Regions from separate parts of the Homo sapiens genome. Here region 1 is linked to region 2. A link is a contact called in ENCODE Hi-C data. All regions are on one chromosome and are shown on one strand. The core of a region is the stretch at or near the end of the contact, and the rest is flanking DNA. Distances in the headings are between cores, read along the strand shown. Region 1 overlaps ADGRL2 (adhesion G protein-coupled receptor L2). Region 2 overlaps ADGRL2 (adhesion G protein-coupled receptor L2).

The links. Hi-C counts contacts between places; a loop is a spot of excess contacts on that map.
Region 1: a loop to region 2 is called in a map of esophagus muscularis mucosa, with 1.9 times the contacts of the local background. The contact joins two enhancer-like sites. A Hi-C loop is called at or near these places in 5 of 168 maps with a recorded cell type or tissue (Calu3, astrocyte of the cerebellum, endothelial cell of umbilical vein and 2 more).

Annotation. Positions count from the first base shown.
Region 1 is chr1:81,916,174-81,922,693 of GRCh38, reverse strand. All of the region lies in intron 3 of ADGRL2 (adhesion G protein-coupled receptor L2), which reads right to left. Among named protein-coding and RNA genes, the nearest start is that of ADGRL2, 120 kb to the right of the region's middle. Within about 2 kb of position 2,218, at least 4 of the 41 ENCODE cell types and tissues checked have a DNase peak (open chromatin) inside an H3K27ac peak, as active enhancers do.
Region 2 is chr1:81,833,837-81,840,304 of GRCh38, reverse strand. ADGRL2 (adhesion G protein-coupled receptor L2) reads right to left here. Exons shown (of 24, transcript NM_001366006.2): 2 at 3,248-3,420. The coding sequence starts at 3,320. Among named protein-coding and RNA genes, the nearest start is that of ADGRL2, 36 kb to the right of the region's middle. Within about 2 kb of position 5,149, at least 3 of the 41 ENCODE cell types and tissues checked have a DNase peak (open chromatin) inside an H3K27ac peak, as active enhancers do.

The DNA.
Region 1 (6,520 bases), core at 969-3,468, 85 kb before region 2:
AAGTGGTAGAAGACATTACGTGCTGTTATATCCTAAAGTGTAGAAATACCTGTAATTTTGGAAACATAGTAATACCATAAATATGCCACATCTGAATAATATCTATACAGATAAAAATTAACAAGTGAATATCAAACTGTACCTTACTCTTCTCTACTATAAAAAGATTGAACTCCTTACTGTTTCGGAGTTAATATTAAGGACTCAAATCCTAGTGCTATTTTCCATGCTGACATTACAGAGTTAAAAATAGTTTTTTAAATATGATATTCTGTACGACTATTTTCATAATTTTTGAGATATATATAAACACAATCTTTGAAAGATCCTTTCCTCCTTAGCTTAAGTGAAAGGAGGGAATTCACTCACAATGCCCGAAAGGAAAAAGAAACTGGCGAACATGCTCCATGTTACAGAGTGTGAAAGAAAGGGGACAGAAGCTGAATACCTCCCTGAACAGACCTCCTCAGTATCCCGAGCATACAGTATTTTTTCCCCTCTCAGGCCATAACTTACCACTTTCCCTTCTCCACCAGCTTTTGAAAGTTTGTTACACTATAAGGGAGATTTGGTATCACAGTTATTTCTGTACATTATCTCCTCTTCTTCACCAGACTACAGAGCCTTTGAGGGGTTAGTCACTGTTTTAAGAGTCTCTGAATCATATGCACTGCATAACGCTCTACCTTATTCTAAAATATATTAACTCCATAAACATCAGACTGTACTCTAACAAATATACTAATATATTCTTACCAGTTGTTAATAAATACTGTTAGAGTGTTTGGCACATTTGCTTCTATATCTCAGAACCCACTAATCATTTGGCAGCAAATCAATCAATGAAAGACAAGATATCATTTTCAGAAGCCAAGCATGGTTCCATAACCATATGATATAAACCAAACTAAAATGTATCTGATTTATAGTTTACACAAGCAGTTTGTAGAAGCTTTTAAAAGTGACAATGAAAGCAGAAAGTGTCTATCCTCATATTATACTTCTAGCCTGAATTAGCTTCATATCAGTAACTTGTCTGAAAGGCTCGGTTCATCAAAATCTATAAAATGTTAGACTCAAGTGCTTTAACTATCACTAACACCATGTGCAGGCTTGGGAGTGGAGGGCCGTGTGCTGTGAAGCAGCAAATGTTGTGCTCTTCTGAAAGCTAACGTGCACTCTTATGCCACAGATATAAACAGAGTAAGCACATTAAATAATGAATGACTAGGAAAACAGCCTTATCACTGCAGTTTAAAGACACACTATACACATTATCATATTGTACACAATAAAATCTATTAAGCAATTTTAAAATTTTTTACACGTTTTGCAGAAGTTGCAACTAAACATATTAATAGACTGAGGTGGCATGTTTTATAGTAAGTCTTAGAATTTTTTTATTTGCAAAAAGTATTATAATACTTAAAGTAGTATACTCATAAAACATTACATATTCTACATAAGGAATCATGGTCAACTTCTTAAGCATATTTGATATGACATTATTAAGTAAAAGAAACACTAGAATAACTTGTCGCTGCTCTTATCTTTGACCCTTAAACTTTTCCATTTCAGCAACCTCATTAATGTCAAAATGCCATTAGAATGTCTGCCCACTTCTAAACCTCTATAGCCAAGGCAAGGCAAAACCTTTTGGATTCAATCAGAAGCACTTTCTTTTTGTATTCAGTTAAAAAGCTTAATAGAGCCACAAAGGTCAAAATATTACTTTTATTAAAGAAAAAGGATGACAAGACAAAGATAAACGTTTTGAGTGCAAAAAGCCATTTTTAGACCTGAATTGGGCTTTTTTTTTGTTTTTTTTTTCCTTTAAAACCTTTAGTTTTTATACTTAATTACTAGATTCCTATAATGTATTAGCACTTTTCTTTGGTTGGATAACAAGGGAAGCACAGATTTGAGGCAGAGATCTCTCAGAGGCTTATTGGGAGTGCTCTTAGAACTATCATTGAAGCCATGACAGATGCAGGGTTGGGGAGAGTGAGAAGGCGAACTCCAGTGCAGTCGCAACAAAAGCCCAGCAAATTCCTCAGGGCGGGAGCTCTGGAGTTGGCAGAGACCTTCAGAGATGTCCCTGAAATGAAGCAAAGATGAAGAAGCCAATCCTTTGTACTCTGGCATTCATTGGGATTCACTGGGGGCTGCCTCTGGGGAGAAGAGTTTAAGATCCCTTCAGCCCGTGGCAGTTCCTGTGGAGTGACTCAGCTGTGAGCCCATCAGCAGGCAACTCTCTTGACAGCTGGGAGAAACAGTGCCTGATCCTGAAAGGCGAACGTGGGAGGCACACTACAACACCAACCATAACACTAATGGTAAAGAGTTTTATGAGTTGTTTTCAAGGACAGTTCTTTTAATACTACTTCTCATTTTCACAGTTTTTATTCTATTTTATCTTCTTGTACACATTGACATGTCAATCCTGTTTACTAAGCGATATTCAATGGGTTTCCTATAGAGCAGTGAACCTTAACAGGCAGCTTTTAATTGGCCCACATAGGAAACCGCATTACTATTAATTCCACAGCTACAGCATAAAATAAAACCATTGCTTCTCAAACTCTAGAGCAATTAGACCTCTCGGCTATTTGGCTAACTCTGCTTCATGATACCCAATGCAGTTAATTATATTTTTTGATGTTAATAGTCTCTGTCAGTCTCAAGCATAACTTCTCTTTGATGAATATTTAAATTATATTTGAATAAAAAATAATCTTGGTTACATTTCATATTCAGTAATCATCACAGCTTAATAAAGGTCTACTCATCAAGGGTTGAAATAAATGGCAAGATATATAAAAGTGCCTTGAACCAACTTATTAGATAATATATTTGTTATGACCACTATTTATCTATCTAACATACCTGCTTTTGTACATTTTCAAAGGTACAGTCTCATTCACATATTTCACAATTTGATTTCAAAAGTTACTTACAAACATTCTTTCAAGTTTACATAGAATTCTATTAATTAATGATAAGAACACTTTAGGATGTCATAAGATAATCAAATGTATGAAAAAAATTACAGAATTATAAAATATCATTAAAAAATCAGCATACATTCTATTCCTGTGTGATTTTTCTAAGTACCAAGAGTAAAACTTAAAAAAAAAAAGCTTTCATTTACTAAAGGATGTTTTTTATTATAAATCTAACAGAAACACCATTACTAAGGAAAAGTAACTTAAATAATAGTTTTCTTCATATAAAGTCTGTAATGGGAGTTGAGGGTGAGGGAAACTTCCAAAAATTAGGAGGAGAAGAAGGGGGAGGAGAGTATAAAAGCAAAGTATATTAGTGAAATTTATTTAAAATCTGTTTATTCCTCCATTTAGTTTTGTCCATATTATAATAGGAGGGCTTTAAGCCAAGCATTTATTTAACATAAACTGCGAAAATGGGTTATTCTAGCTCAAAGCTTTTACTAAATAAATAAATGTTTTAGTTTATAAACTTAAATAATGTCCTTTAAAAAATGAATTTGTTTAATTTTTAATCTTTCAGTCTCTCTTCTCCCAAATCCTAAATCTCTGAAATACAAAGAAGATATCTAAAGATACAATGAAATATCCTAAAATGTACATATCAACCTGTGAATGTCCAGGGGAATGCTATGCCAACTTCTTGAAACTATCACCTGATAAATAAAAAAGGTAGGCGTGAATTCAAGTTTTGTGGGGTCTAAAACTTGTAAAATTTAAGGGTCCTTCTATAAAAAACAAAATAGAAAAATTACATATAGAAAATTAGATACCAAAGTGAATGGTTATTTAGAAAAAGAAATCACAAGAAATAAATTTGTAAAAGCCAACAAGAACCACAACCAACAAAATCCAGAAAACTAAAGCATTTTAATTAATTGCCTGATATTCCTTTCTAATACTTCAATATTTTTAGCGACATAGTCTATGAGTGTCTCTTCATGTAAAAATTTCAGTTTACTTTCTATAATGTTGCTTTTCCTGTGAACAGCTGATCCAAATTTGTTTTTTACTACTGATAGTTGTGATGCATAAAACATGCACCCACACTGCCACAAGAGCTCGTGCTTGCTACACTGCTCCAGCCTGTGCCTTACAAACACTGGCATTCTGATAAATTCTATTTCATATTTTACTCATCAAGAGGGGGAAAGTATGGTACATTGGTAATTTTAAGTACTACCCTTGTCATGTGCTCTGTGTACTCTACATACTCCACCAAGAATATGTAAGAGAAAACTTCTCTTTGGATTAGCTATCTATGAAAACCAAATGTCCCTTAATGTTATATATATATATGTAATGAATGAAAGGATTTTTCCATAGACTAGCTTCTGGCTCCATACACTACAAACATTATCTCTCTTCCACTACCCACATATCTCAGGTGTCATAGGACATATTTAAATTGCAATATGACATCTGGCTTTGCACATTTATGTCACGATCAGGAAGGAAGTATAATGAGTAACAGAAGTATTTCTAGAGGCCATTTCTTCACCAGAATAGTTAGCAGTAACAAAACTGTATACAAGTGTCTACAAACCACGTAAAAATAACTCCACTAAACCTAGATTGAATTTAACACCAACTGAACTTCCATCTAACTGCATCTCTAAATGCGCTTGGCTATTCCTAAGCCACCATAAATGAGGGGAAGTATATCAGAAAAGTCAGAGAATGAAATCAGAGCCTTTAGAGATTGTGTTTAAATATTGTATTTCTGCCAATTTTTACTGTATGTATTTGACCCCATGAACTTGTTCAAATGCCTTAGAAGAGACCCACGCAAGTGAAGGGCTGTGATGTTTTAAGATTCATTACCTTCATGGGTTTACCATGAATCTATCTTTAGAGACAGAGTAAGATTTCCACAAATTACAGGTGAGTTCAATAACAATAACAGATCTGCGGTCTGAAAAAACAAACAGAAAGACCACTGGAATCATCTCAAGCCAAATTAAATAGAGCAACTCTCATTTCAGACACTTTCTTAAAGCCATGAGTAATGTAGATAGGTGAGTTCTAAAACTATGTCTTTCTTGGTCTTCACATATGACATGTTAACAAATTTTGAGAGAACCGTGACGTGTTAGTTTCACAATATATCTGATTTATTTATACAACATTTAAATGTGTTAAAGACTACAAAATCATTTACTTCTATTTTTTTCATAATGAGATTTTTCCTTCTAACATCCACAAGAGATGTATTACCTCTAAAACTAATAGTGGAGTAATAAACAGCACTAAAAAAAATCTAACTACATTGCTATAATATACTTAAAGAAAATACATAGCAAAGAAAAAAGAATGGATCTTTAAAATATGCAAGGCACAAAAATATGTATTAGTAAAATGCCATCAGAAGCCTAATTACCCACAATTATTCTCCTCAGATAATGTACAAAGTAGGTACTGGTGTTTTTTGTTGTTGCTGTTGCTGCTGTTACTATCATAGTTTTGGTATGCAATTTCAGTATAGGATATATGGAAAATTAATAGGGCCATAATAAATGACAGTTTAAGATCTTTAAATAATTTAATATCAAATTATCTCGCCAGGAGTGGTTGCTCATGCTTGTAATTCCAGCACTGAAGGAGGTAGAAGAAGGATAGCTTGAGCTCAGGAGTTCAAGATCTGCCTGGGCAACATAGTGAGACCATGTTCCCCACAAAAAGAAAAAAAAAGACATATATATGTATTTTTTTTTTCTCTCTTTCTCTTCATTCAATAAAATTAGTCAATACAGTATACTGACTCATCATGCTATCGTGTTCCTAACCTAGTACAAAAACAAAATATGGATTTGGGGTAAACCAATTTAGTAAGATGTTTTCTCTATTAAATACAGCTAGGCATTTTATTTATTTAGATATCTCCTTAAAATGTACAAGAATAATTAGAATGGAAAAGTCTCAATTTTGCCCCAATTATGTTTGCTATTATTTATTAAATATTAAATTAAAAGTATTAATAAACAGCATATTTCAGTGACATTATTCCAAAGCTTTAATAAACACATGTATTATTTTCCTAATAAAAATGCCATAGGAAATTTTACAGCATACTAAAAACAATTCCAAATTCTTAAGTGACATTACACTTCACAACTTGTTCTTTTTTTAACTGGTAGAAAACATGCATTATATTACATTTCAGTAGCATTTGTCTATGAATTTTGGTGTCAAAAAAAGAAAAAAAACAGAAGAAAATGCCAAATTACAAGCAAAAATAGTTGACTTTGCCTTGATGTGAAACCTTACAATAAAATTTCATTTCTATTTTTTACAACTGTAACTGAACATCTATTCTTATCTGTTCAAAGTATAACTTTTTAAAAAGGATGCTTGTAAGCAAAATTTTTATATTATTAGTATGACATCAACAAGCAGATCCATACTGAAAAGAAATCATACTTAGGAACAACAAAGTCCTTGAATGGGTATCTGAAAATAGTCTTATGAAAGCTGATCTCGTGGTCGTTTAGATAAATGTGTATTAGTAAAATGCC
Region 2 (6,468 bases), core at 3,900-6,399:
TACACGCTTGTTTTTTAAACAAAATCTTAATTAGTTGCCATTACTTAAAAATCCTAATGTTTGATTTCTACTGAAAGTCAGAAGACTGGAAAAACCAAGCTAAATACTGGAATGGTAATCACAGGTCCTCTGACAAGCACTTTCTTGTCTGACCTCAAGTCGAATGTTCTCAAGGCACCAACAAGTATTTAAGGTTTCAATCCCTGCACAAGACCATGAGCTTCTCAAGAGTAAGAATCATGCCTTCATGCATGGTTACAGCAGCACAACTGCAAAATCGTGGAACCAACCCAAATGCCCATCAATCAACGAGTGGATAAAGGAACTGTGATGTGTGTGTTGTGTGTATTTATATATATATTATATATATATATTCCATCATATATATATGATGGAAAATATATATATATATGATGGAAAATATATATATATGATGGAAAATATATATATATATGATGGAAAACATATATATATGATGGAAAACATATATATATGATGGAAAATATATATATATATGATGGAAAATATATATATATGATGAAAAAAATACATATATATATATGATGGAATACTACTCAGCCATAAAAAGGAATGAATTAACAGCATTTGCAGTGACCTGGATGAGACTGGAGACTATTATTCTAAGTGAAGTAACTCAGGAAGAGAAAACCAAACATCCCATGTTCTCACTGATATGTAGGAGCTAAGCTATGAGGACACAAAGGCATAAGAATAACACAATGGATTCTGGGGACTTGGGGGGAACAGTAGGAGTGGGACAAGGGATAAAAGACAACATATATGGTGCAGTGTATACTGCTCGGGTGATGGGTGCACCAGAATCTCAAAAATCACCACTAAAGAACTTATGTAATCAAATACCACCTGTGCCCAAATAACTTACGGGAAAATAAAAAATAAAATAAACAAAAAAAGAACCGTGCCTTATGCATTATTTTTCCTTGTGTATTTTTGAACCCTAAGCATGCAGCTCAATTTAATCACTCAATAAATGAGGAAAAAGGGAAGAAATCACTCAGGAAAACTTATCTGAGTTTACCTGCAAGAACCTAGAAACTGGTATAAAAAGAAGTATAAAAAGAACTAAACTGTGTAAGATGTTAAAAGGTTACAATCATGTAAGGGCCCAAAAGAAACTCAATAGCTGAAGGTTAAATTCATATCTGCCTTCCTATGCCTTCTTACCTAATGTTGATTGGCTTTCTCTATAGATGTTCACAGAGCATTATCTGCTTTCTGGCAATAAAGGACTATGATGTCATGTAAGACTTTCTAAGACAAACCCATGCAATACTAGATCAATGTTCTAACAGTGTGTATTAACTATGTATACTCTTACAATTAGCAGTTAGCAGTATGGGTTCGTCCCAGGTTCTTTTTACCCGTAGGAGGGAAGTGCTTCAGAAGCAATACCCCCTGGCCTGATGAGCCAAAAATGAAATTTCTCCTAACAGCAGATATGAATCCTGACCTGATAGATGACACTGAAAATAAAGCTGCAGTATCTCATGAAAAAACTCTCTGTTTGCTAGCCCCCCACTGAGTTAAGCTACTGTGCAAGCAAAGTGATCTCTAACTTGATTAGAAATTTTTTCATTATGTGGACTAATGAGCCATTGGTCCACACCTGGAATCTTTTTTAAATGTATAAAAACATTCAAACCTAACAGCAGGAATTCAGTTAGGTTTTCTTCCCCAAAAACGAGATGTAAAATCATCAGACTACACACAAGATTTTCACAACAATCCAAGCCAGAAATTTATATTATTAAACACAATTCCTGTTCACTGTTTATGATAGTATTATTCATTCACACAGATTACATATGATGTTAGATATGATGCATCTTCAATTCTAAAGCAAAGAGCAATGTCATCTGAAAATAAAATATTAACCCAAAGATTGTAACTGCCAAGTGTGACTTAAATCCAAGTGAACACTATTTACTTTCTGAATACAGAAACTCTTATTTTAAGTATTTCTAAATTTGTTATTTATTTAAATTATATTACATCATATCAATATACTGAACGTAGGGGACTGGAGGGACAAGGAGAACATGATAAAATATAACTTTGGAACAAGCAATTCAAGTAAAATTCTTTCAGCAAAATTAAAACGTTAACATTTTGAAGCTTATTACACAGACAACGGAATAATACACTTCTATTAGTTGACAGTATGCCCCTTCTCCACCTATCATTTTAATAATCGGTATAAGTGAGATCACTTAAAAGTACATATAAAATCAATTTTTTAATTCTTAAACATTTTTTCAAGAATTGGAATTTTTTAAAATCCATTATAATTTATATGCATTTCTCAGAGATTTTATACCCTTCACAAACTTTACAAGATTAATACATTTTCGTGCCAATAACTGCCACTATCAACTAGCTATAAAATTTATACATCTTAGCTCCATATTAACTTCTAGCCTGCTCTAAAAAACACCTGCATGTGTGTTGTTTTCATGTGGAAATAATATTTAAGACTAAGAAAACAATGGATTCCAGAAATCTATATAGTTAATAAATGATGGTTCCAATTATTTCATTAGGCTTCAAAAGTATATTTATTTCTTTAAAAATCAGGTCTGTCTTGAAAAATACACTCATTACTATTCCTAGATTTTAAAAATGTTTAATGCAATAGTGCTTAAGAAAAATTCCACATCTATTTTTAAGTACAAAGAAATAGTTATATTTCTGCAAATTTAACATTACAAAGAATATACATATACACACACATATACAGCTAAAGATATAAACAACATAAAAAGATGAACTATTATTAAAATGTAAGTTTTCATAAAAGACTACATATTTTAACTTAGGAGTTTTAGAATTATGCACACACTTAAGCAAATGTAACTAAAGATGAAAATTTCCACAAAATACTTTCCACTTTACTAAAATAAATGTAGTGAATAAATGTAAAATGTATACCAAAACAGAGCTTTCATTTAGTTCCCTCGGGATTATTTAGAATGGTTATATTTCATAAATGCACGTAAAATATAAATTCACATATCTAGCACTTTCTATATCATATCTGTGTTATCAAAAGAACTCAACCACCTAATAAACAATTCAATATTCAGGAAATAATTTTAACACCTATTTTTAAAATAATAAACAAATATTCTAGGCACTTCCATATTAAGAAGATTGTATAGTTCAAGTTCTCCTGGATTTAAAAAACAAAATGTAAACTGGATCTTACCTTCTGTATTTGGTAAGAAGCTGATTACAATGATAAACCACAGACTTCGCATTCTGCAACCAGAAGACACCATTATTGATCCCTTTAAGTATTTTCTTTGTATTCCTTAATGAATCTAGTTATAAATGCCCAGCTTCATCAAAACCATCAGTCTGCATCATTGATCTTCATATCTGAAAAACAAACAAATCCATCACTTACTCTATGGTCTTTCTACATAACAAAACAATTCTCTCTCTCCGTTCCTCTCTCTCTCTCCTGAATATAAAACATATTTTGATTCTATGTCCACTATGGAAGCTGCTCCTATACACTGGATATCTGAATCTTACATTCTGAAAACAGTCAAAAGCCCAAAAAGGTTGACTGCCTTTTTGACAGTCAAATTGCCAAAATTTGTACATGGCAAAATAATGCCATATACAAAGGGATTCTGAAAATGCCACATTCCTAATCACCAAATCAAACTTATTTCCCTGACTGCTAGGTATTCATAGCCCCTATGGATCCAGTTCTCCAAACTGCAGAGTGTACAAAAACTTCAGGAGTATGACTTAGTATTTCTCGGCTTCTAGGATCACATGAGACCAGGTCATTTGCTGGGTTCTGTCCAAGTGTTTTACTTCTTTCTGAGGTCGTGTGAGGAATCACAGCAAACATTAGCCTTATAATGCACATAAAATGAAGGCATTTCCCAAATATATCCAGCCTCCTCATTTAGCCTCTGAGGGAAAGGAAATCACAAACTTTTCTGTTAAAGGAACATCTTACAGTTTCTTCATGTTCGTTTCCTATTATTTTATTCTACATAATACTCTTACACCAAGTTTTCTCCAGTTATCCTTAACCTGCTGCAACTAAAGAGTTTTACAAAGTGCAGCAGGGAGGGAACTCTTCCCTCCCTTTCTGAGGTTGCATACATAACTCAGTAAAACAAACTCATTACATCATTTCGATGCTGTCACTAAACCATAAAGAAAATTTAGAAAACAAAATTTTCCTGATAACTTTTGAGTTCTTGCACATTATCTGACCTACTGTGCATTTACTACATGCTTCATGTAGCTTATCACACGGGATGCTATTAGCAGTACACTACATTCTACTATCAGTTCATTATAATGTAACCTGATTGGAAAAGCAGGCAGATGTTAAATGGTTTGAAACACTTATTACCTATAAAGGTACTATCTTGCTTTATTAAGAACACAACAAAAATAATGTAAGAAATTAATCTGAAATCATTCAGGCCCACAGTTTCAGAGATGTAAATGCTTCCCTAAGGATCCCTCTATGACCCAGAATTGGCCCAAGTTTTAGCTCTCTCTCTGAAAGCACTGAAGACACAGGGGAGAGGGAGGCATCACCAACATCAGTATTATGCCATTTAAGAACACCTCAGATGCTTATCTGTCCAAAGAAACAAAGGAAAATGCAAACTTCCTCAAAAAGAATGATGTATCCAAAATTAATCTGATGGAGACACATGGCACGCATCCCTGCAAAACTAGCTGGCTGGCTCTGTACATTTTTCACTCTGAGCTCCCATAGACTATTCAAAGGTAACCAAAACCAAAAGTGAACCTGCAGTTTACAACTGCTGTAGCAATGTGCCTGCCTTAAACCTGAAAGTTATTCTACATAAAGCATTTTAAAAAGTCAGATAATCTCATGGCTTGTCACATTTAAAAGGCCATCAATGAACAATTTCTTATATTCTTACAGTCTGTTCGATGATCTGATCAAGCAATCAGAATAATGTAAACGCGTGGATGAAGTGCTGCAAGTAAAATTAAGTCAGCCTTTGGACCACTCTAGATTCCAAGCAAAGAATTTTTACTGTCCAAGTTTTCATTGTTTGATTTGAATGAGCTAGTGCCTACAGGCAGCTTGCCCACATGCTCAACTCTTGCACACGTTTCCACTTTCTTAAAGTGATCCAAGATCAGTCTGTCTTCAGTCATCCACTATTCAAAGAGCCCTTGTTTGTGGGAAGGAGGAGGAAGGAAGAAATCAGGGACTGATGACTGCTTTGTAGGAAACAGCTGCCAAGATAGGAAAACCTCTGTTCGTGAAGGGAAAAAGGAGGAGGAAACCACACAATCAAGACCTCTATTGTGGTCTTTGGCCAGGAAAGAATATCTTATGAAAATTTTTATATACTAAAAATTCAGTGTATTCTGAAGGTTTGAGAATGTGAAACACAATTTTAAAAATACATATCATTCAATTATGAGACCATGTAAGTGGTTGTTTCTGACAAATGGAAACAGGTTCTAGAATGTATAAAATCATGGCTTCTTTTACAAAAATAAAGCTTAAGTCAATCTGCCTGTGTAATGAATAAGTAAAAAAAAAAGTCAAATTTATTTTTATCATTCTACAACCTGTGCCCAATCGCTTTTACATCAAATAAAATTATTTCCAAAACCTCAAGCTTTAAGTGCAATTTGGAAACTAAATCAAAAGATTTTACTGCTGTGACCCAAGTTTTAAACAACCTTCCATTAAACAAATGTTAATGAAAGTTGAAATACCTAACAAACCACAATCAGCTAAGAATAGAACGAATAAATAATCAAATATCATGACACTAATCCCAAGAAGGCATTCCTTCTAAATCATATTGGAGCCAAACCACTGGCATAGATAACAGCTAACATTTGTCCTTCAAATTCTGTAACTGCAAAAAGCTCAATAACAGCATTTCACAAAGCAAAACAAAAACAAATAACAAAACCAGAAAAGGTCTATTAAATTTCCTTTCAACAAACAGAAAAGATTACTTCAAATGATTCCCACATTAATAACTTTCTTTTGATTTTTAGAAAACCTTTTTCCAAGAACATCAAAGAGCTTAGGATGAAGTGGGGGAGGAACTGGGAGGGTAGAGGTGTAGTGCATGGTGAAGCTCCTGGTAATGCTTGCTACGTAATAGTTCATTTCTTAGTAAAACAAGATACAACAGATTTCTACTTAAACTATAAATGACTATGACTTTCAAAAATCCAAACCACTTCTAACGTACAACCTACTCCCACCTCTGCTTTTTCCTTATCCTTCAAATAAGATTCAAACAATTTCATCCTAATCTTGTTCCTATAAACCACAAACCATTGTCTACCAAACCTCTGTCATTTTTTTTGATCTAAGTATCCTATTACCCTGTCATGTAAAAAGTCCGTTAATGCATCATTACTATCAAACCTTCCAAAGCTGAG